2 separate regions of the Mus musculus genome follow, and region 2 is linked to region 1. A link is a loop called in an ENCODE intact Hi-C map of the cell type or tissue named here. Cell type or tissue: heart. All regions are shown on one strand. Links, peaks and the distances in the headings refer to the core of each region. The heading gives the core; the rest is flanking DNA.

Evidence for each region. A loop is a pair of places that touch in the nucleus more often than their neighbours do. Peaks named below come from ENCODE experiments on the same cell type or tissue, not always from the same donor. Only the 100,000 strongest peaks of a DNase experiment are listed, where the experiment ranks them.
Region 2: a loop joins it to region 1, with 1.8 times the contacts of the local background. A loop is called at or near these places in 2 of 42 quality-filtered maps.

What each region holds. Positions count from the first base shown.
Region 1 is chr13:35,899,903-35,904,299 of GRCm38, forward strand. It overlaps Rpp40 (ribonuclease P 40 subunit), which reads right to left. Exons shown (of 8, transcript NM_145938.4): 3 at 3,786-3,854; 4 at 2,111-2,206; 5 at 1,404-1,529. Among named protein-coding and RNA genes, the nearest start is that of Rpp40, 4.2 kb to the right of the region's middle. In heart, for the core only: no CTCF peak of the experiment used is centred there; no DNase peak of the experiment used is centred there.
Region 2 is chr13:35,814,007-35,818,403 of GRCm38, forward strand. Cdyl (chromodomain protein, Y chromosome-like) reads left to right here. Exons shown (of 10, transcript NM_009881.3): 5 at 1,903-2,569. Among named protein-coding and RNA genes, the nearest start is that of Rpp40, 90 kb to the right of the region's middle. In heart, for the core only: no CTCF peak of the experiment used is centred there; a DNase peak (open chromatin) is centred at 2,215.

The DNA of each region.
Region 1 (4,397 bases), core at 297-4,296:
TTCAAAAGGAGACTGGCATGTGAGTTCATGGACCGAGTAGGGAAGTCCCACTCTTAGGGTGGGTGGACATGCAGGTCATTCCAACTGGGGCCCAGAGAGAACAAGAAGGCCGAGTGGAGGTGAAATCACTCTGTCTCCTGGAGCTGAGCTGCCTGGCTTCTCCTGCTCCTAGGTACCAGGCTCCAGGTTCTTAGGCCTTTGAGTCCTGAGAGTAACAATATCCGCTTGCCACCAGGGCTTCCTGACTTGTCAACAGCTACCACTGTGAGGAATCAAATCCTTTATTTTTTTGAGCCAGGACTTGCACCCATGACACCTGTGCTGACTTTGCGGGCTCATAGAGAGTGTAAAATCTCAGGAGCATCCTTAGTTTCTCTGGTAGTAATTAGTAGGCTAGGAATAAAAAGCTACAAAGGGCTGGAGAGATGGCTCAGTGGTTAAAGAGGACTGGACTGCTCTTCCAGAGGTCCTGAATTCAATTCCCAGAAACCACATGGTGGCTCACAACCATCTGTAGTGAGATCTGATGCCCTCTACTGGTGTGTCTGAAGACAGTGACAGTGTACTCACATACATTAAATAAATAAATCTTAAAGAACACAACAACAAAACCCACTGCATGAACAGTCCTTGGAGAAGTTACAGAAACATCAGAAAACATCTTCCTCTCTTGCATATGTGCTGTACGCAGGAGGAGGAGAGGCATCGAGCATTATAACGTCTGGACAGAGAGAAGCTCTCTTGGGCTGATGTGTTGAGGAACTTCCCAGGAGGAGATAGATGCAGAGTTCCAAAACGTGCTTTGTTTCCCTCTCCTCCACAGGACATACCACACCACCGTAATTCCCAATGGTCTGGTTCATTACAATCTTGTAATGGGCCAAAGAGATACTTCTAAAAGGAGCAATACACGTGGAAGTTCTAAGCAAATTAATATACTTGATGAACATATAAGCTGGCGCTAAATTTAGTATTACAATCAATTAAAAGTCATAACAAATGCTGTCTGACATTTAATAGTCTTCCTGGGTTACTATCCTGTAATAATGATAAAGATCACACACATATAATTATAATTGATGCTGATTTAAAATTATTCTAGCAAAGGCTCTTTAATGTAAGCAGAGAGGAAGAAGGGGTAGACTACACGTTAGCTATTCTGAAACCACTGTGAAGCTTTCTAGATCTGCAGGAACACCCAAGAAAATTGGGGCAGATTGCTTTAAAACCTACCCTGAGCTGAGGCGCTGAGGACATCTGGAAAGCTAGAGCAGCTCTGTCACAATACCCACACACCTACGTAAGCAATATCCCCTACCACAGCAGTATATCACCACTCGATCCTCCGTTATGCCCAACAGATCCTCAACTCACTGTATCATCATATAATTCACACTTCATACCTGTAGGATGCCAAGCCAAAAGGAAATCAAACTTCAAAGGCTTCTTCTCTTTGAAGGACCAAGATATTCTTCTGTACTTCTTAGAATCCAGGTTAAGGGATAAATCCATTAGGTCAATGGAAATGACTTAAAGTAGAAAGAGGAATACTTGTTTCATTCGAATTATACAGAGCTTACACTGTAGAGAAATGTCTAAAGTTTTGGTAAGTTGGTAAGTTGTACAGATTGTGTTCATCAAAAACATATCCCTCAGCGGGCTATTTCTAGTGTTGAGAGCTGCTAGCTATAGTTGGTTTAAATTCTTTAAGCCCTTCCTAGATCATAGATCAGGTACCTGTGTCTGTGCTAGCCTTAGTTATTGATGTCCACACCAGAGAGTTTCCTCAAAACCAACTCTTCACTTGTGAATTTCCACTGCTAATCACAAAGAATCTGTGTACGAAGCACATCAAGTTGTTCCTCTTCACTGCATACAAGGGGTAGTCCAGTTCTCCAGCCCTTATAAAATGTGGTGTACAGCCAAAGAGGAACAATTTAACAGCACCAACTAATCTAATCCCCCAGGAAGTGCAACCAATAGCTCCTTGAGTCAGGATTTCAAAGATAAGAACCATATTTTTCCGATTAGAGATCAGAGGGAAGGCATTCACGTTTTGTTACAAGAAAACTGACTTGCTAGGCTCCAGTGGAACGCATGTAATACTTACCAAACTTCATACTTTTTCTGCCAGAATACCGAGATGGACGACCTTGAAGTCCGGTTTCTTCGTAAGTATCTTTATCTAGTGATAAAATTAATTTCCCTACAAATCAAACAATAGTTCTTCTAAGAGAGATGTTAAAATATGGCTGGTGTTCTCTAAGAAAGCTAGACATCTGAGCAGTGAAATGTCGGGGATAAGAATACACAAAGAACTTGTCTATAGCACACTGATATTATCTAGCAATGTACCCAACTGGTCTGGAACTTTGCTCTGTAGTTGAGGCTGGGCTCAAACTGGTGGCAATTATCCTGCTTCAACCTTCCAAATACCAGGATGCAGGTGTGAGCCACCAGGCTTGTGGTATTATCTACCATATATACATATATACATATTACAATAGCAAAACTAGAAACAATTAAATTTGTATGAAGGAAAGAATGATCAAACTGTGGTCTGTATAACTTCAAATACTGTCTTTAAATTTTAATTTAGTTTAATTTAAATATGTATTTGTATGCCTGCTTGTAAGTACACCAAGGAGCCTGTGAATGTCAGAAGAGGATGTCGGATCTCCTAGAACTTGAGTCGTGAGCTGCCATGTGGCTGCTGGGAACTGAATTTGGATCCTTAGCAATGACAGGAATCACTCTTAGCTGCTGAGCCATCTCTCCAGCCCCTACTTCAAATATCATCAAAACATTTAAAAGCTCTATGTTAAAGCCAGGCAGAGATGTGCTGGTTCATGTGTGTAATCCTTGCACTTGGAGAGCTGAGGCAAGAGAAATGATAATCTGAGGCCAACCTGGTCTACATGGCAAGATCCTATCTCAAAACAAAACAAAAAGTTCTAAGTCACAACCATCTGCACTGAAGCAGGAACATGTCTATGTTATACCCCTTGGAAAATAAGACTACTGAGAAACAATGTCATATAACCAATGTTAAACATTTGATGCTTACTGGTGCTGGTAAAACACGTCTTTAATCCAAGCACTCATGAGGCAGAGGCAGGTGAATCTTTTAGTTTAAGGCCAGCCTGGTCTACAGAGTGAATTCTAGGACAGCCAAGGTTACATAGAGATACCTTGTCTCAAAAACAAAAACAAACCAAAAAAATGTATGCTTATAAATTCTTGAAAGATAAACATCAAATGGTTCCATCTAAGAAGGAACACAAAGATAGGCTTCATTTTACTGTTTAGAGCTGTATGACTTGACTTTTAAAAAACTATTATTTGCCGGGCGTGGTGGCGCAAGCCTTTAATCCCAGCACTCGGGAGGCAGAGGCAGGCGGATTTCTGAGTTCTAGGCCAGCCTGGTCTATAAAGTGAGTTCCAGGACAGCCAGGGCTATACAGAGAAACCCTGTCACGAAAAAAAACAAAAACAAAAAAATTATTATTTTATTATTTTTATGTATATGGGTGTTTTATCCTCATGTTATGTCTGTGCACATGGATGTGTCTGGTGCCTATGGAGGTCAGAACAGGGCACTGGACTCACTCAAACTGGAGTTACAGATAGCTGTAAGCTACCAAGTGGGACTGAACTTTGGTCTTCTGGAAGAGCAGTCAGTGCTCTTAACTGCTGAGCCATTTCTCTAGCCTACTTTTTTTTTTTTAAGCAGTGCTATTTCTTTTCTAATAAAGAAAGGAAGAAAAAAAAATGAATGCTGTCACCATTTGGTAGGAGAGCAACAGTATTATCCTCATCAATACTTGTATTGTATGTTAATGCAGAGAATGAACCTGTAAGAAAAATCAAGAAAAGTAATTAAGTAACTAAAGTAGCACAACATTTGTTTATGAATGGTTTTCACGTGACAACGAATCTTCCAGGTAGGTAACAGGCAGCATCTACTACAGCTCTAACTCATTCAATAAACCCACTACACCCCAGAGATACACTGGAACATATACATGCAAGGCTCCAGCTAGACCACCCCAGGACTCAGGCCACATTCAGGGGCTTTTTGTGCAAGTTTCCTATCAACAGGTTGAGAATGGGCTCAGAACAGAACCTGTAATCTTGGGGATCCTAGCAGAAAGGTGCACATTAAAGAGGCAAGAGGACAAAACACTGATGCAAGGATCAAAGTTAATATTCAGAAACTATTTGAGAAAGTTAATATTCAAAAGCTACTTAACCTTCATCTAAAGGGATTCCACCTACTTCCCTGAGTTATTGCAAGGGCTAATTAAATTTGGTAAGATATTTAGCTGCCACCTAAAGAGGACACAGGAAAGAAAACGACAATATGGCCGGGTGGAGAAGTGATACACGCAGCTGAT
Region 2 (4,397 bases), core at 122-4,121, 86 kb before region 1:
GAGAAGCCCACACTGTGTCAGGTAACTGCGGAGGCTGATTCCTATACTGTATCTCCTTTGGCAAAGCGGCAGGGTCCTGGGGGCCCAAAGGAGAAAAGCCTGCATTCAGGGAAATGGGAGAGAAAAAGAAGCCGTTCTGTGTCCTCTCACAGTCACCTCGGCTTTAGGGACATGAAATGAGGGAAAGAGGGTGTACTGGTTGAGTGCACGCTTTTGGGGTAGAAATAGATTTAGGGGAGCAAAACAGCATTAAACATAGTTTTCCTTTAAGATGTAATCAGTTTCCCACACACAGTTAAAAACTTTTAAACTACAGCTGCCAGGAGATGGATTTTTGAAAGGCTTCCCAAGAGAAGGAGTGTGTCAGGTCTTTGCAGAGCTCTCCTGTGTTACCAGCTGCACAGAACAGCTCACACCTACCTGACCGCAGTTCTGGATGCAGGAGATCTGTTGGTGGTGAAATCTGCTTCCCACTGAGACAAATCTTTCCGTTCTTAATTCTCCTCACATAGAAGTAATAGTGAATGTTTAAATTGAGGCTGGTCTCCAGTTAAGGGCTTTAATTCTGTCTGTATCTTAAGTAACTGTGTTGGAGAATTTGTCCCTTTTTTTTATTTTTATTGTTTTTAAGGAATAAAAAATCTTTAAGATAAAGATGGGACATTTCCACAAGCTTGTGCTCTTATAGTTAGTCAACAAGCATTATTTGGAGTATTAGAGAAATTGGTACACGCTGGATCTTCTAGCCTGGAATTTTACAAGGAATGTGCTGATGTTCTTGGAAATTGCTGGGCTTAGCCCTTTGTGGCCTTAATTAATAGCTGTTGGCTGATACACAAAGTCACACCTGACCCCTGTGGTCAGTCTGGTGCTTTTTACATTAAGTGTGAGTGTCAACAGTCGATTATAGGTGTTTCTGCAATAACATGTGGGCGTTCTTGTCAAATATTTTCCTTCGTCTGAATTGTCAAGTCTGCGGTCTACACTTAGAATGTCAAATAATAGAATGCATTACAATAATAGATGCAAATTTGATACACAACATGTCAGTCATCACTAAAGGATCAACATCATCTTCTTTCAAAGGTGTTAGCGTTTTTAAAACCAGGATTTGAGGGGAAATGGCCTGACTGTCCTAGAGCATTCCATCCATTAAGAGGAACATGCCTTGTCGGTTGTTTCAAAGTCATTCACTCACACTCCTTTGGTTGAGCAGAAGGCTCTCGCTGTTCCTAGCTTATCGCTTGCTGCTGGTCACCTAAGAGTGGCCAGCACAGGCTTCCAATGGTTGATGCTGCCCCACCTGTGATCGTTAGAACCAACTCAGGCAGAGGCGCCGAGTGTCACAATGAAAAAGCCCTTTTGAATCATAAAGAAACTAGCTACCTCATGCACATCTGCGGATGTATTTTTGGTTTTACAGCTACAAGTGTATTTCTAGTTTATACTGAAAATGAAGATACATTTCTGAAATTCCAGTACTTCTTGTGGTTAAAACACAACTGATGTCTTAAGATAAGGTCCTTCTGTTATAGACCTGGCTGACCTTGAATTGGCAAGTCTTCCTGCTTAGCCCCGACTTTTAGGAGGCTGTATCATTTCTGTTTGTTTTGTTGTACATGTGGCTTAAAAAATGTTTTGACTAATACTAACATCATAAAAATTCATGTTAATGGGATGCCATATAACATTTTGATTTGTGTATACTATTCATACGTTTTGAATATAAAATGTAGGCATGTAGTTTGAGCTCATTGCAAAGGAGTTGCTTGTATGGCAGGTGGCAGTGATGATGTTGGTGGAGGTGGTGATGGTGTTGGCGATGCTAATGAATGTTTCCTTGTTAAACTTGTAGCTTTCTCGAGTAATGAGGTTTGTTTCTAACCTTTCTCTCACACATAGGTGGAAAGTATCGTTGACAAAAGGAAAAACAAGAAAGGGAAGACAGAATATCTGGTGCGGTGGAAAGGCTATGACAGTGAGGATGACACGTGGGAGCCTGAGCAGCACCTGGTGAACTGTGAGGAATACATCCATGACTTCAACCGGCGCCACAACGAGAGGCAAAAGGAAGGTAGCCTGGCTCGTGCCAGCAGAGCCTCCCCCAGCAACGCCCGGAAGCAGATTTCCAGGTCCACCCACAGCACTCTCTCCAAGACCAACTCCAAAGCACTTGTGGTAGGCAAAGATCATGAGTCCAAAAGCAGCCAGCTGTTGGCTGCCAGCCAGAAGTTCAGGAAAAACCCAGCCCCATCTCTTGCAAACCGCAAGAACATGGACCTCGCCAAGTCAGGGATCAAAATTCTCGTGCCTAAGAGCCCCGTTAAGGGCAGGACCTCGGTTGATGGCTTTCAGGGGGAGAGCCCCGAGAAGCTGGACCCTGTGGATCAGGGTGCCGAGGACACTGTAGCCCCAGAGGTGACTGCAGAGAAGCCCACTGGGGCTTTGCTGGGCCCTGGTGCGGAGCGAGCCAGGATGGGGAGCAGGCCCCGAATACATCCACTAGTGCCTCAGGTTTCTGGCCCCGTGACTGCTGCCATGGCCACAGGCTTAGCTGTTAATGGAAAAGGTGAGTGTCCACAGGAGTGTGAAAGGCTTTGTTCACATGCTGGGCAGTGATGCTAGAGGGATCCTCTAGAAGGGTCCTCAAAGCCTGGGGTGGGGGTGGGGTGGGTCCCAGGCCTTTGGGAGGTCTTGATGTTTTTCTTTCTTCAAAGCCCTTGTTACTCATCACAAATCAGCACTGGCTCTTCCTGCACCCATGGCTGTGCCACACTGCACCGCTCTGTACAGGCTCTCTCCCTAAACAGTCTGGTGGTATTTTTATAGCAGGTTTTATGACGCCATCTACATCTCTTACACACAGCTTGGTTAAGAACCTACCTGCGGTTTCTCACATGGCCAGCATGGATTAAAACACCATACCCTTTATTTTGCTTGCCCATGTGAATCAACAGAAATGCTTCCAGTGAAGGGTGTCTCTAGGAGTTTGGTCTGTTTCTCGATGTCACACCTGTCACATCTGTTGCATCTTGTTTGGGAGTAGAAGCTTGCTCAGCCGGGTGCTGTCTGTCACCATCTTCTTGCTTCTCAGTAGCCATGACCTGCCCATCTCCTAAGATGGCCTTCCAGGGGCCTTTCCCCTTTCCTCTTGCTCATCACACTTTAATGCTTGCCTGTTTTTCATACTTCTCTCATTCAGACCCCACTGGCCATGCTGGTCTTTCACAGTCTTGATCCTGTCTTCTTGCCACTGCTAGTTTTAGATTTTATTCTGTATAAGAGACTTCCAGTGAAACCCAGAGCCACATGCTAACCATACAGGGGCTGTATTGAGTCACACTCCCAGCAGCTAACTCTACAGTAGCTTTCCATAGCTCTCCTGCTACCTGCCTTCTGACATCTCCCATCCTTTTCATTCATATAATGGACAGAGTGGTATCCTCTGACCAAGCTAGTGAGCTCACCTCCTTAAGCAGCAGGAACACTTCTGGGTACCCTTGGGCCCCTGCCCCAACCTGTGCGGGCATCATGACAGCATACCCTGAGCTGTGGTTCTCGTCTGCCCCCTGAGCTTCACTTGGATCTCAGGCTCTACCTCCTGAACCCCTTCCCTTCCTGGCCCTCTTACAGTGTGTCCTCACAGCTCGAACCTCATAGATAGTCTATGGGCTTCTTGGGGAGCCACTTAGCCCCACAGGAAAGAATCACATTAGCATTGTTAGCAATCCTGCCGTGGTATGTGCAACAAGTTTTCCTCTTGGCCTTGACCCGTGTATGCTACCTCAGCTAGCTAGTAACTGAAACCTGATGTCTTGCCAGCATTTCCCAGATATACACTAGACACAAGGTCCTGCTGACATTCCATGGCCATGAGGGTCATAGACATTCAGAGGCAGAGAATACTATTAATCATCTGCTAGTGAGCTCTTGTTTCCCAAGTCCAGAGAAAATGAAAGTTTGTAGAAAGAGCCACAGACACAGAAGGAATCAAAACAAATGTCTCCATTCATTTCCTGTGTTCTCCCCATGGTGCCTCTACTAGTTGAGGGGCATCTGTTTCTGTATTGATGACTTTATGGACATAGACAAGCACTAGTACAGTGGCTGGCAAAGGACAGCCTATAAGGCAGATACCACTCACCACCTGGTTTTGTATGGCATGCAAGCTAAGAGTGAGCTTCACTTTTTCCTAATGACAAGAGGACTGTTCATGTGGAAATAGAATTGTGTGTCTGTGTAAAGTCTGGCTAGAACACAGTTGTGTTCATCTGTGTATGAACTACCCATGTGCTTGTGTCTGCTACAGGGACAGCTGAGTCCTGACAATGCCTGTGTGACTCTTAATTTTACTAGTCCCTGCAACAGGAAGTCACCATTTTTAGGCGTTTATAAAC